Linked DNA regions of Homo sapiens: region 1 is linked to region 2. Evidence: chromatin loops called from intact Hi-C (ENCODE). Cell type or tissue: heart left ventricle. All regions are shown on one strand. Links, peaks and the distances in the headings refer to the core of each region. The heading gives the core; the rest is flanking DNA.

The links. Peaks named below come from ENCODE experiments on the same cell type or tissue, not always from the same donor. Only the 100,000 strongest peaks of a DNase experiment are listed, where the experiment ranks them.
Region 1: a loop joins it to region 2, with 12 times the contacts of the local background. A loop is called at or near these places in 7 of 110 quality-filtered maps.

Annotation. Positions count from the first base shown.
Region 1 is chr10:50,784,699-50,792,836 of GRCh38, forward strand. No RefSeq gene overlaps it. Among named protein-coding and RNA genes, the nearest start is that of ASAH2B, 49 kb to the left of the region's middle. In heart left ventricle, for the core only: a CTCF peak has its summit at 4,414; no DNase peak of the experiment used is centred there.
Region 2 is chr10:51,044,426-51,052,563 of GRCh38, forward strand. It overlaps a transcript of PRKG1 not described here. Among named protein-coding and RNA genes, the nearest start is that of PRKG1, 26 kb to the right of the region's middle. In heart left ventricle, for the core only: a CTCF peak has its summit at 3,656 (motif pointing left); no DNase peak of the experiment used is centred there; H3K27ac peaks cover 601 bases.

The sequences.
Region 1 (8,138 bases), core at 1,688-6,687, 260 kb before region 2:
TTGAGATAATCATGTGGTTTTTGTCTTTGGTTCTGTTTATATGCTGGATTACGTTTATTGATTTGTATATGTTGAACCAGCCTTGCATCCTAGGGATGAAGCCCACTTGACCATGGTGGATAAGCTTTTTGATGTGCTGCTGGATTTGGTTTGCTAGTATTTTATTGAGGATTTTTGCATCGATGTTCATCAGGGATATTGGTCTGAAATTGTCTTTTTTTGTTGTGTCTCTGCCAGGCTTTGGTATCAGGATGATGCTGGCCTCATAAAATGAATTAGGGAGGATTCCCTCTTTTTCTATTGATTGGAGTAGTTTCAGAAGGAATGGTACCAGCTCCTCCTTCTACCTCTGATAGAATTCCGCTGTGAATCCATCTGGTCCTGGACTTTTTTTGGTTGGTTAGCTATTAATTTTTACCTCAATTTCAGAGCCTGTTATTGGTCTATTCAGAGATTCAAGTTCTTCCTGGTTTAGTCCTGGGAGGGTGTATGTGTCGAGGAATTTATCCATTTCTTCTAGATTTTCTAGTTTATTTGCATAGAGTTGTTTATAGTATTCTCTGATGGTAGTATTTCTGTGGGATCGGTGGTGATATCCTCTTTATCATTTTTCATTGTTTCTATTTGATTCTTCTCTCTTTTCTTCTTTATTAGTCCTGCTAGTGGTCTATCAATTTTGTTGATCTTTTCAAAAAACCAGCTCCTGGATTCACTGATTCTTTTGAAGGGTTTTTTGTGTCTCTATTTCCTTCAGTTCTGCTCTGATCTTAATTATTTCTTGCCTTCTGCTAGCTTTTGAATGTGTTTGCTCTTGCTTCTCTAGTTCTTTTAATTGTGATGTTAGGGTGTCAATTTTAGATCTTTCCTGCTTTCTCTTGTGGGCATTTAGTGCTATAAATTTCCCTCTACACACTGCTTTGAATGTGTCCCAGAGATTCTGGTATGTTGTTTTTGTTCTTGTTGGTTTCAAAGAACATCTTTATTTCTGCCTTCATTTCGTTATGTACCCAGTAGTCATTCAGGAGCAGGTTGTTCAGTTTCCATGTAGTTGAGCAGTTTTGAGTGAGTTTCTTAATCCTGAGTTCTAGTTTGATTGCACTGTGGTCTGAGAGACAGTTTGTTATAATTTCTGTTCTTTCACATTTGCTGAGGAGTGCTTTACTTCCAACTATGTGGTCAATTTTGGAATAGGTGTGGTGTGGTGCTGAAAAGAATGTATATTCTGTTGCTTTGGGGTGGAGAGTTCTGTAGATGTCTGTTAGGTCCACTTGGTGCAGAGCTGAGTTCAATTCCTGGATATCCTTGTTAACTTTCTGTCTCGTTGATCTGTCTAATGTTGACAGTGGGGTGTTAATGTCTCCCGTTATTATTGTGTGGGAGTCAAAGTCTCTTTGTAGGTCTCTAAGGACTTGCTTTATGAATCTGGATGCTCCTGTATTGGGTGCATATATATTTAGGGTAGTTAGCTCGTCTTGTTGAATTGATCCCTTTACCATTATGTAATGGCCTTCTTTGTCTCTTTCGATCTTTGTTGGTTCAAAGTCTGTTTTATCAGAGACTAGGATTGCAACCCCTGCCTTTTTTTGTTTTCCATTTGCTTGGTAGATCTTCCTCCATCCCTTTATTTTGAGCCTATGTGTGTCTCTGCATGTGAGATGGGTTTCCTGAATACAGCACACTGATGGGTCTTGACTCTTTATCCAATTTGCCAGTCTGTATCCTTTAATTGGAGCATTTATCCCATTTACGTTTAAGGTTAATATTGTTATGTGTGAATTTGATCCTGTCATTATGATGTTAGCTGGTTATTTTGCTCATTAGTTGATGCAGTTTCTTCCTAGCCTGGATGGTCTTTACAATTTGGCATGTTTTTGCAGTGGCTGGTACTGGTTGTTCCTTTCCATGTTTAGTGCTTCCTTCAGGAGCTCTTTTAGTGCAGGCCTGGTGGTGACAAAATCTCTCAGCATTTGCTTGTCTGTAAAGTATTTTATTTCTCCTTCACTTATGAAGGTTAGTTTGGCTGGATATGAAATTCTGGGTTGAAAATTCTTTAAGAATGTTGAATATTGGCCCCCACTCTCTTCTGGCTTGTAGAGTTTCTGCCGAGAGATCTGCTGTTGGTCTGATGGGCTTCCCTTTGTGCGTAACTGGACCTTTCTCTCTGGCTGCCATTAACATTTTTTCCTTCATTTCAACTTTGGTGAATCTGACAATTACGTGTCTTGGAGTTCCTCTTCTCGAGGAGTATCTCTGTGGCGTTCTCTGTATTTCCTGAATTTGAATGTTGGCCTGCCTTGCTAGATTGGGGAAGTTCTCCTGGATAATATCCTGCAGAGTGTTTTCCAACTTGGTTCCATTCTCCCCGTCACTTTCAGGTACACCAATCAGACATAGATTTGGTCTTTTCACATAGTCCCATATTTCTTGGAGACTTTATTCATTTCTTTTTATTCATTTTTCTCTAAACTTCTCTTCTCACTTCATTTCATTCATTTGATCTTCCATCGCTGATACCCATTCTTCCAGTTGATCGAATCAGCTACTGAGGCTTGTGCATTCATCACATCGTTCTCGTGCCGTGGTTTTCAGCTCCATCGGGTCCTTTAAGGACTTCTCTGCATTGGTTATTCTAGTTAGCCATTTGTCTAATTTTTTTTCAAGGTTTTTAACTTCTTTGCCATGGGTTCAAACTTCCTCCTTTAGCTCGGAGTAGCTTGATTGTCTGAAGCTTTCTTCTCTCAACTCGTCGAAGTCATTCTCCGTCCTGCTTTGTTCCGTTGCTGGTGAGGAGCTGTGTTCCTTTTAAAAATCAGAGGTGCTCTGATTTTTAGAGTTTCCAGTTTTTCTGCTCTGTTTTTTCCCCATCTTTGTGGTTTTGTCTATCTTTGGTCTTTGATGATGGTGACATACAGATGGGGTTTTGGTGTGGATGTCCTTTCTGTTTGTTAGTTTTCCTTCTAACAGGACCCTCAGCTGCAGGTCTGTTGGAGTTTGCTAGAGGTCCACTCCAGACCGTGTTTGCCTGGGTGTCAGCAGCAGAGGCTGCCGAACAGCGGATATTGTTGAACAGCAAATGTTGCTGCCTGATCATTCCTGTGGATGTTTTGTCCCAGAGGAGTACCCGGCCGTGTGAGGTGTCATTCTGCCCCTACTGAGGGGTGCCTCCCAGTTAGGCTACTCAGGGGTCAGGGACCCGCTTGAGGAGGCAGCCTGTCCGTTCTCAGATCTCCAGCTGCATACTGGGAGAACTGCTGCTCCCTTCAAAGCTGTCAGACAGGGACATTTAAGTCTGCAGAGGTTTCTGCTGCCTTTTGTTTGGCCATGCCCTGCCCCCAAAGGTGGAGTCTACAGAGGCAGGTAGGCCTCCTTGAGCTGTGGTGGGCTCCACCCTGTTCAAGCTTCCTGGCAGCTTTGTTTACCTACTCAAGCCTGGGCAGTGGCGGGCGCCCCTCCCCCAGCCTCACTGCTGCCTTGCAGTTTGATCTCAGACTGCTGTACTAGCAGTAAGTGAGGCTCCATGGGTGTAGGACCCTCTGAGCCAGGCACGGGATATTATCTCCTGGTGTGCTGTTTGCTAAGACTGTTGGAAAAGCACGGTATTAGGGTGGGAGTGATACGATTTTCCAGGTGCTGTCTGTCACCCCTTTCTTTGACTAGGATAGGGAATTCCCTGACCCCTTGCGCTTCCCAGGTGAGGTGATGCCTCGCCCTGCTTTGGCTCACGCTTGGTGCGCTGCACCCACTATCCTGCAACCACTTTCCGACATTCCCCAGTGAGATGAACCCGGTACCTCAGTTGGAAATGCAGAAATCACCCATCTTCTGCGTCGCTTACTCTGGGAGCTGTAGACTGGAGCTGTTCCTATTTGGCCATCTTGGCTCCTCCTCCGCATAGTCTGTGTTTTATGGGCCTTGTTTGGAGGTAAAGACTTTTCTGTGATATATTGGATCTCATAATTAATTGGTAGATCTTCTGCAAGCCTTGGGTTCCAGCCTCATCTGTGTCCTTAAGTAGCTATGTTTTGGGTATCACTTATCCTTCCTCAGGTTAATTTCCACATTTGTAAAATAGAAACTTGGAAACATGTTCTCTGAAGTCTTGGAATGATGGGTGCAGCATGTTTTCAGGAGTCAGATGGTATTCAGAAATTCTTATTTGCAAGGTTGGTAAGATAGTTAAGCAAGTTAGTTCATCTCTATGTCTCTTTCTGTTTTCTTGTCCATTTTGATAGTTAATAATATTGGTTGCATAGTTACTGTGAGGTGTGGGTAGAATAAATGGCAAAAATTCCTCTTACAGTTCCTGCAACCCAGGGGAGAGTACTGGTTAGTTCCAGTTCCCTTTCTTCAATTGAAATTTTTTCTGCAAGATTAAATGCCAAAGAGATCAGAATTCCCCAGATTCCTTCAAAGTCTCTAGGTGTCATTAGCCAAATAGGCCACTGGATGTCATACTTGATCTAAGCTACTGTACACATACTATCCAGTGCACTTTGGCTTGGACAGTCTTAGGTTTTTAGGAATAGAATAGACTTTGGCAATCTTCGAGGCCAGAGTTTAAAAACTGTGGTTATAGGCAAGTTTTATTTTGCACACATTTTATTTTTCTCAGTATTCATTGTACTTGGATGCATCAAGGCAAAGGGTGCACTCTTCAGAATGATCAGAGTTGAGACAACTGTGTCCTACTCCCTGGAGTCTTACAGGTGTGCTTCACTCATTTGGGTCACCCAACTAGTTCCTTAAGGGAAGGGAGTGTAGGAGTCCTTTATGTCCTTTTACAAAGGAGGAGCCTGACCACCCAGGCAGCTTACATGGTTTGACCAAAACACAGGTTAAATTGGTTGTAAATCTGGACCTAGAACTCAGGTCACTGAACTCCCCAGTTGGTCCTTGGCATTGAGCCAGGCACTTTAGAGCCACATCAAAATTATGTACCTTTAGGAAATTTCTACTATGCAGAAGCAGATGGTATGAATCATTATCTGGTTCTGCCTCTCTCCTAAGCTCTGTCTAGTGACAAGCCATAAAATATTCTGGCCTTCACACTGACATTTGATTGGGTGTTTTATCTCATGAATATTTTATCTCATGATTTTGATTCAGGGATGGGACTGTGGTTGGATTATGAGTCCCAAGGCACTTAGCAGAGAAACATTAGGCTAACAATAAAGTCCACAGCCTCTAACAGGAAATCAGTAAAACAAGTCAAGGGTTATGATTTATCCCAGCTCTTGTTAGAAAAAGCAAGCAAAGAGAGCTCACTCTGAGTACTAATAAGTTATAATGTAACCATACACATGCATAGTGGGTACACACTCTTAAACATAGAAGTTTAAATTTTCATAACAGTTAGATGGAATATATAGGCTAATATTGCCTTCAACTATACCCACTGCCTTTGGAAAGGCAGGAAGGATCATCGTCTTTCAAATTAAACTCTCCCTGGTTGTATTCTCACTAAAATTGTAGGTTATTTGTGGGATGTTGGTGGCAGAATTGCAGACCTATAGGAGCTACCAAGAAAAGAGTGAGTCAGGTCTCCTTATAAAACACTTTGCTACCTGGGGCACTTGTTCTGAGATCCTGCACAAGTTGGGAAGCATGTGGTTCCTTCCCTGGGGACCCAGAGATGTGGACGGGGAGCCATGTCTCTTCAGTTAATGAATTTTGAAGGTTCTTAAGGAAGCTCACAGGCAAGCTCTTTAAAGTCTTTTGAAGAACCTTGATGTCAATGATTAAAAATGGTAGCATAGCCTATTAGAAGTGGAACAAGTATGAAAGAGCATCAAGCTGATTTTCACATGACAGAATCAGAAGTGGGGGTCTGGAGGTGATAGAGGACTTGCTGAAGGGTAGACAGCAATTTAGCTGAGCCAGTGCTTTCTTATACCCAGAAAGTATTTACTGCTTTTGCTACTTTATGCTCATTTTGTTTTTTGTTTTTCTATTGAGGTATTATTGACATGCAATAAATTGCACAAATAAATTACAGAAATTAAATTATAACATTTGATAAGTTTTGACATGTCTATTCTCACAAAACCATCATCACAGTCAAGATGATGAACAAATCTATCACCCTGGAAAGTTTCCCAGTGCTGCTTTGCCCCTCTCCCCAAACAACCACAACCTGTGTTGTCTCACTCTACATTCACTTGCATATTCTAGAATATAATATAAATGGAATCATGCAGTATCTACTCTCCTTTGTTTGGCTTCTGTTGTATACAACATACTTATTTTAACATTCATCCATGTTGCAGCATGTTTACTTTTTAGTTGCTGAGTAGCATTCCATTGAATGAATGTGCCACAATTTGTTTATTCCTTCATTCATCCGTTGGTGAATGTTTGGGTTTTATTCCAGTTATTGGCTGTTACAAATAATGCCACTATGAACATTCATGCACAGGTCTTTATATGAATACATGCTTTTGTTTCTCTTGGATCAATACCTAGGAATGGAATGGCTGGATTATATGATAGGAATATGTTAAACTCTTTTAAAAACCAGTGTTATTGAAGAGCAATTGATATATAATACATAGTATACATTTAAATTACACAATTTGATAAACTTTGACATACGTATGCACCTGTGAAAATGTCAACACATTCAAGATAGTGAACATATCAGTCACCCACAGATGCTTCCTGGTGTTTCTTTGTAATCTCCCCACCTTTCTCAGCTCCAAACTCAGGAAAACTCAGACTTGCTTTCTGTCACTATAGGGTAGTTTCCATTTTCCAGAATTGTTTAAAATGAATTAATACAATATGTGCTATTTTATGTTTGGGTTCTTTCACCCAATATAATTATTTTCCATTTCACCCATGTTGTAGCATATCAATAGTTTATTTCTTTTTTCTTGATGAGTCCTGTTCCATTGTATGGATAGATTTTGGTTATTACAGAGAAAGCTGATAGGAACATTCATACATAAGTTTTTATATGGAAATATGCTTTCATTTATCTTGGGTAAATATACAGGAGTGGAATGGCTGGATCATACAGTGAGTGTACCTTTAATTTTCTAAGGCACTGCCAAATTGTCTCAAAATTCACTGTATCATTTTACATTCCCAAGAGCAGTGTATAAGACTTCCAATTCTTCTACAACCTTGCCAACATTTCTTATGGCAAGTCTATTTAATTTTAGCTAGTCCAATACATGTATAAGGATATGTGAGTGTGATTTTAATTTGCATTTCTCTAATGACTAATGACGTTGAACATCTTTTTAGGTAATTTTGTCCTCCATATATCTTCTTTGGTGAAATGTCAATTCAAATCTCTGTCCATTTTTAAAAATGAGGCTTTTGCTCTTAGTGTTGAATGTTGAGAGCTCTATATCTCCTAGATACACAGCCTTTATAAGATATATTCTTTGCAAAGATTTTCTCCTAGTCTGTGGCTTGTTTCATTCTCTTTTAAAGACCAGAAGTTTTAAATTTTGATAGAGTTCAAGTTATCAATTTGGTTTTTTATACATCATGCTTTTGGTGTTATATCTAAGAAATATTTGCGTATCTTAGGGTAACAATATTTTTCCTATGTTTTCTTCTAGATGTTTTATTGTTTTAAGTTTTAAATGTTTTTCTAGGATGCATTTTGAGTTAGTTTTGCTGTATGGTGTGAGATATGAATCAAACTTTGTTTTACCAATAGATATTCAATTGCTTTCATCACCCTTTGTTGAAACAACTATGTTTTCTCCACTGAATTAACTTTACACATCTGTCAAAAATCAGCTGGCCATTTATATATATATATATATATCTTTGGATTCTATTTTGTTCCATGGATCTGCTTTAATATCCTGACACTAATATTGCAATGTCTTAGTTACTTTAGCTATAAAATAATTCTGGAAGTCAGGTAGTACAAGACTTCAAACTTTGTTCTTCTTTTCAAAGTTGTGTTAGCAAGTCCTATATGCATTTTCATATAAATTTTGCAATCATCTTGCCAACTTCTAAATAAATCTGCTGGAATTTTGACTGGGGTTGCACTGAAACTATGATTGGGGAGAATTCACATTTTGGCAACATTGGGTCTTCTGACCCATGAACATGGTGTATCTCTCCATTTATTTGGGTTTTCTTTAATTACTCTCAGTAATATTTATAGTTTT
Region 2 (8,138 bases), core at 1,428-6,427:
AGACCAGGCACTGAAGCAACTCATGCACTTGGAAGACCTTCCTCCTCTCTTTTGGTCGCTATCCCTTTAAAAAAGTTATAGCAAATTCTTACATCAAAAAAATAACCTTAAGCTTTATCATTCAGAGCTTAGTAGGTAGAGGAAATTTTTTTTTTTATTGGAGGAGGGAGTAGAGGGCAGGAGGGCTTTATTCTCCACACCACATAGCTTATAGACTCCCCTCCTTTGAGAGGCAAGGCAGGCTGTGGTGCCTTGGGTCCATCACAGATGGATGTCAAGCTGTCATAGCACCTTAGGAAGTGTTGGGCTAGGTGGGGAGAGTGATAGGAGCCCTTCTTCTATTATTTCTAATCATCCCACTCTCCTCCAAAGTGATAACCCTTAAGAAAATCCTAAATTGTTTTACTTCAAGGAAATACTTTGAAAACTGGATTGAGTTTGAGTGTTTTATCATGATGCCTTTTTCTTTTAAAAGGAGTCCTGGAAGCCAAATGTCTGGGGATGGATTTAGCTTACTTGCTTCCAAAGAACAGTTGAGGAACTTATTAGGCTGTGCTATGATATTTTAGTGCATGTATTTGGTAGCTGTTTGTGTGGCAAGGAAACTATGTTGTCTTAAAAGGTAGACATTTTTATTCTTGGAAGAAAATTGTCTCTTAAAACACTTTTAATACATTTACTTTTACTTACTTTTATTGCTTGGTGAAATAAATAGTAAAATTAACAGGAGCGATCAAAAAGTCCTTCTAGGTCACATTTAGAAACTGCTAGAAATCTGAATTTGAACACTATTAGACTGAATTATATCAGGCAATCTTTTATTTTAATTATATACATACATTTCAAATAAAATGCCTGTTTTAGAACTACCATAGAAAAAAATATTTATTTATTTATTTATTTATTTATTTTTTGAGATGGAGTCTCCCTCTGTCGCCCAGGCTGGAGTGCAGTGGTGCGATCTTGGCTCACTGCAACCTCCACTTCCTGGCTTCAAGCGATTCTCCTGCCTCAGCCTCCCCAAGTAGCTGGGACTACAGGCATGTGCCACCACACCCAGCTAATTCTTTTTGTATTTTTACTAGAGATGAGATTTTACCATGTTGGCCAGGCTGGTCTCGAACTCTTGACCTCTGGTGATCCGCCCACCTTGAAAATATTTTAAAGTTGTAAATCTTACCATTGCAAAGGAACTATTTTTAGTATCCAAGTTTTTTCCTGTCCTTGTCCATATGCACATGTACATTTCCACAACTGTGCTCGTAATCACCATAAAACTTCGTGTTTATCTTTTTTAAACTAAATGTTATGTCATAAAATATTTTCTACCTTATTTTAGCCTTTATAATTATAGCCAGAAAGGATTCAAAATCTTCATTAAATCACTTAACCATACATAACTTAATAATTTCCTCATAGACTAATTTATTTATAACTTAAATACATAATTTTAAATCATCAAAAAATTGATAGTTTACTTTTTCTTCACATTTAAGGCTAGAATGAATATCACTAATGTTGAAATGTTGTAAAACACCATATGGCCACATAAGCACTAAAGCTACTCTTTTACTAAGCAATGTAATTCAGAGACAGACACTAAGCTTTCCTCAAAGTTAGTAGATAGCGCCAGGGTCTACACCCAGCCTTAGAAATGTAACCACTGAAGCCAACATTTTTGCACAGTAAGAGCATGTGAAAACTTCTTCCAGTATGTAACAATTGTTTACATAGGAACCTTGGTTGAATTAACCTTGATTATGCTTGTTCGTCTTCTCCATCAATGGGTTTAGTAATTTTAACCAACCAAGTAAGTACATTCCAGATATTTGACTGACTTGCTTTGAGAGACCTCTGTATGTGGAACTTGATGATGGAGGCTTTGAGCCTGAGATCCCAGTCCTCCTGTGGTACTTCTCTTGGTAGAGGAGATACATTCTGGGTGGAATCTAGAAGAGAAGGCAGTGCTGGCATACTGTTAGGGCATTTTCTTGATAAGTGTTATGAAACATAAATCTTCATTTGACTCTGAAGAAAGCCTAGGTTAGTATCAATATGAAAATCAGGTTATTGCCAGAGATTTGAGATAAATCTTTCCTGGGAAAGAAAACAACGATTTTTCCTTTGGCATTACGTCTCCGGTTTGCACAGGCTTGAGCTGTCGCTTTTGCAGAGAGACGACAGGTCTTAAACAGAGGCTTCTGCAAGGTTCACTACACATCGAGGGACTGTCAGACCAGCGGAAATGAAAAAGTTTTCTGTATTTAACCTCTGGGATTTTTGTCAGTCAAAACCCATGGGTGGAATACATGTGTCAACTCAGGCAGATAGCACAAACTGCTATTAGGCATGATGGAGTCTTTGCAGAATGCTAAGAAGATTTGGAGAATATTAAGTACTCTTAATACTGTCGGGTGATTCATGCCTCTAGTTGGCAGTTCTCATCTTGGAGCACGCTTGGAATATGCTTTCATTGAAAATGTCAGGCTGCTTGGATGGAGCAGATGCTCATGGGATGAGTCGGGTGCTCAGAACACAACCGGAAATATCCATGTTCTTTTTCTGACATTTTTGATAAAATGGAATAACAACGTAATATTCTTTCTGTAAAACTAGGCCAGAATATTTAAGTAAAGAAAACAGTGAAAGGGAAATACACGTTTTTCTCACGTGCATTGTAGAGTGTTTCCTTCTTTGTGGTCACTTATTGGTCTTTTAGCTGGTACTATCCAAAGGTGAGAGCCTCAAGGTCTGTAGTCTGGGCTAGGCACTTAAGCCATGTGCAAAACACAATGGAGCATAATGGTTAAAGAGCTAGATTCCACCAGGGATTGAATCCCAATTCTACCACTTACTTTGACCTTAAAGCAAGTTACTTACATTCTGTAAGCCCCAGTTTCCTTGTCTGTACTTATGAGGTTTTTGTGAGGAACAAATGAGATACATTTTGCAAAACACGTAGCTTGTTGCCTGTCATATCATGTGAAATCCATGTTGATGGATTGGACTTGTTGAGTAGATGGGTAGCCTAGGTCAGTTTTCCAGAAAGAAGGATAGGAGAGATGGAATGTTGATCCATGAGATAAATTGAGCTTACAGATTTATTGTGTATGTTTTTGACATTTTGAAAAAAATTGAGTAGTAATTTAAAGGTGACAGACTTAACACAAAACCATATCTGTTATTATTTCCAAAAAAAAAAAAAAAAAAGAGGAGATGTTGCATCACAAGACTTCAGTCCTCCATGACAGTCATCTTCAGGCAATCCCCACCACTCCCTATCATCCCTGGGGCCAAGTTTCAGTTGGCATTCAGCATTGTGCTTGCCATATTTGTTACAGCAGAAACAATATTTTCTATCAAAAATGAAAAAAACAAGATATACCAAGAAGGTCAAGAGTATATATTTTTTTATAAAAGTGAGGAATATTCTTAGGCATTTACTATACAAGGAAAGTATAAAATAACATGCTTGGCCTGCTTTATTGATTGATAATATCTCTGCGGTTCCTGTAGTCATGTTAGTTTGTGAACCATGATCTACAGGGCATAAGGAAGGATGAAAGAGAGTTCTCTAGAGCCTGAAATAGCCAGAAGTGGCCTGTGATATTAATACTTAGTTTTCATAGCACATAGAGCCATCTGCTGTCTTTCAGAGTTCATGCAGCCCTGCTATTCTTTGTCGATTCTTGCATATCACTTCAAAACCTCATTCTTTCCCATTATTTCTATATTTTTGGACTAGAACACTAACAAGTCTTCCTTCTTCCTTTGTTCTTTCCTATTTTCCTTTCTTCCTGTCTTTCTGTCTGTCTCTCTATTTTCTTTTTCCCTTTCTTGCTCCCTCTTTCTTTTACTTCCCCTCTCTTTCCTCCTTCCTCTCTCCCCCTTTCTCCCTCCCTCCCTTTCTTCCTTGTGCTTGTATAGTATTTTAACACCATTGTTCAATTACTCTTCCATTTAAATTTGTATCTATTCTACAAAGAGTATAACAATAATAAAGTAACCCAAATCCCACTAGCACTGTTTTCCATGTTGTGGGCTAGTTTCTCTGATTAATTCTTTATCAGTGTCTCAAGAGTCTGCAAAAAATCTTCGTTTATATGATTTGAGCTTCAAATCAATGGTGCAACTACACCCACTTCCCAAATGGTATTAAGCTTCATGTGGATCTTTCTGTGGGAAAAGTTGCTTTCCTTACATTAGCTGGGAACTACTAGTCTTTGGTTCAAGAGACTAAAAGCATTAGTATTCAATTAGACATAAGTCAACGCTTGCAAATCACTACTTTCCAAAAGAGAGTAATAATTTCCACTAGACAAGTGGCCAACAGTGATGGTTAATTTACTTCAGTAGTATGTGTACACCTTCCAGGGAATGACTGAACTGAGAAAATAAGTCCAAACTAAGAAGAGGGAGTATAGTGACTTTTTTTTTTTTCTAAACAAGTCTGTAATGCTGTTACCATGCACCGCATGTCAGTCAATAACGCTAAGCTTGGGTGTGGTAACAGACAGTCCTAAATTCTCAGTGGCCTAGAACTGAGTAAAGATTTATTTCTTCCTCACCTGCCCATTGTGGGTTTGCTGGGGCGTTGCTCATGAACCAAGCTGACAGAGGCTCTGTGTAGATGCATGCTGCCATGACTGACAGGGCCGGGAAAGGAAGAGCTCCCGCGTCCCACACCGGCAATTAACTGCCTCTGCCCAGAAACATCACAAGTCATGGCTGCTCATTTTTAACAGCCAAATAGAATCCTGTGGCTGTGCTGAGTTTGAGCAGGTAGGGAAATGCTATTTTACCATGTGCCTAGGAAGAGAGAGACTTGATATATTTGTGAATATCTTTAATAACTATCTAATACCTAAACCACACTTAGGAATGTGCACAAATTAATACTCTCATAACTGCCACTTGAGTGTGAATAACAATGTGTGGCGTTGTAATTCATGTATTTTTTCAGGCTAATGAGGAAACAATTTTTAATGCAGAGTATTTGAGTAAAGCTACTGATTTGGGGGAATTATTCCCTCCATTTATGTCACTCTTTTTCATTCCCCTGCTTTTCTGAGAACAATATTCATTTATTCACACTTTTCTCCTGTATAGCTTGTTTAACTTAATATAAGTGCTAAGTTTTCTAGATGGGCACAGTTGCCTGCTAGGTTGATTTAACTTTTAAGCTGAAAACAACCATATAGAAAGATATTTAAATGACTGTTTTTGCTGCTGCAACTACTACTACTGCTACTACTAATAAAAAGTTCTATGTTTTGTGTTATGTATTTTACCACCTAGTGACACCTTCACAGGGTCTTATGCCCAACATATAATTACTGATTCTAGTTGGTATGGGTTTTTGTGTATTGTCCATTTCAATATATTTAAGGTTTTATTTTGTAATAATTCTTGCTTTATGAACATTAAAATAAAATCCGAAAGTACCCATATGCATGGCATGGGTATTCTAGGTTGCAAACATTGTAATAAATTGTAGGCTTCATAAAATTAGAGCTCAGGTAAGAATACCACTTCCATTTATGGAAGCGTGTGGAAACTCCAGTTTCCTTGCTTGTCATTAAATTCAGGTCAATGGAAATTGTCTGCCAATTGCTTCTCCCATTTCAATGGATTTTATATTTTCTACATATTATTTTGTTCTCCATCCCAAAAGAATAGTCTTCTACATGTTTTCTCTTGAAAACACTAACATATTCTATCATGTATTTTATTTTGTGATAAGGATATTTAACATAATATCTATCCTCTTAGCAAAGTTTTAAGTATACAGTTCAGTATTGTTTACTATAGGCACTATTCTGCGCCTCTAGACCTCTAGGACATATTCATATTGCATAACTAAAACCTTGTACCCTTTGACTAATACCTTCCTGTTTTCCCCTCCCCCAACCCCTGGCAACCACCATTGTACTCTCTGCCTCTACACATCTGACTATTTTAGATTCCTTATAAAAGTGGGATCACATAGTATTCTCATTCTATGACTGTCTTATTTCACTTAGCATAGTGTTCTCCAGGTTTATCCATGTTGTTGCAATGCATTTCCTTCTTTTTCAGAGACTAGATAATATTCCATTGTATGTATACACCATATTTTCTTTACCCATTCATCCATCTATGGATATTAGGTTGCTTCCATGTCTTGGCTATTGTAAATAATGCTGCAATAAACATGAACGTGGTGACATCTCTTTGAGATCCTGATTTCAGTTCCTCTGGCTATATACCCAGAAGGTGAGACTGCTGTATCATATGGTAGTTCCATTTTTTATTTTTTTGAGGAACTTCTAAACTGTTCTTTATAGTGGCTGCACCAGTTTACATTTCCACCAACAGGGTTACAATTTTGTCACATCCTTGCCAATTCTTGTTATCTATTTTTTAATATAATAGTCATTCTAACAGATGTGAAGTGACATCTCATTGTGGTTTTGATTTGGATTTCCCTGATGATTAATGTTGAATACCTTTTCATATACTTCATGGCCGTTTGTGTGTCTTTTTTTGAAGAAATGTCTCTTCAAGTCCTTTGCTCATTTGCTCACTTTTTATTTTTTGTTTTTTGTTTTTTTGCTTTTGAGTCATGGGATTTGCTTATATATTTTGGATATGAACACCTCATCAGATAAATGGTTTGCAAGCATTTTCTCCTGTTACGTAGGTTGCCTTTTTATTCTGTTGATTGTTTTCTATGCTGTACAGAAGGTATTCAGTTTGACAGAATCCTGCTTGTCTATTTTTGTTTTTGTTGCCTGTGCTTTTAATATCACATCCAAGAAATCATTGCCAAGGCCAATGTTAAGAAGATTTTCCCCTATGCTTTCTTCTAAGAGTTTTATCACTTCATGTTTTACATTTAAGCCTTTAATCCATTTTGAGTTGATTTTTCGTATGATGCAAGATAAAGGTCCAATTTTATTCATTTGCATGTTAATATTCAGTTTTCCCAGTAGCATTTATTGAGTGACTATCCTTTCCCCATTTATTATTCTTGGCACCCTTGTTGAAGATCAGTTGACCCATTACTTCATTTATCAATAAAATGTACTCCCTTCTTTCCTATTTGCCAATCATATTTGTTTTCGTCATTCAGAAATCTTTTTTCTCTGACTTCTCCAAAGTAATTCCTACACGATCCCAGGACTTCAGCATATCTGTTAACACATATGTACATTCAGGTTTAGCTATAACTGGCCTTTACTTAAAAATATTGTTCATGGTTTTATTAGGCTTTAATGTTTACTGTCTATAAATAAACTTAAATAAGCTAAGAATCTACTTCCTTTATAATTCCCCATAATACACTGGCCTGCTATCACCTAGCGACATCTTAGATGAAGAACAAACATCACTTAACTCACATTGCAAAGTTGCACTTCTGTATATAAGCCTTCAAATTAGCACATTCCTAAGGCTTAAGAAAAATCGATTCAGGATGATAATACCACAAGTAAATATTAACCCTAACTAACACATGTGGGTAGATTAAGTGATATTAAAATACTTTGATAAATAAAAATTGATACTTAAAATGCAAGTTACTATTATTGGTAACAGAAAAAAGATAAAGGACTTATTGAATTATGCTTATTTAAAATATATTTTGAAGATGGTTTACAGCAAAACGCATATGAATTTTATAGTACAATAAAAATAAAAGACAATAAGCACATTTTGTAAAATTTTATTGTTTCTCAAAAATGATTTTAGTGAATAGATTTATATTTCTTTTACCAGAGTTCAAATTCCAACCACTAGTATTGGACTGTAGGCCTTTTATTTCTTTTATGCACCAAAGGGAGTAAATCAAATATAAAATATGGCCAAAGATAATTTTTGGAAAAGAAAACATCTCTTGGCAAGAATTTAACCTGGAATTTTCTTATTAATAAATGAGGAGTGTGTTTGGTGGACTGGATTATGTTGTGCAGGCTTTCCCATGGACCAATGCCCAGTTTGAATATTCTTTTTTTGAATACATAAACAGATGTGCACAAATTCTTTTTTGCCATTTTCATTACTCAGAAGCTTTAAGAAGAAAGTTGCCCAAATAAAATACTGACTGTGGAAAAATTATTTAGAATGCAAATATATCTCTTTGTTTTATTTTTAACTAG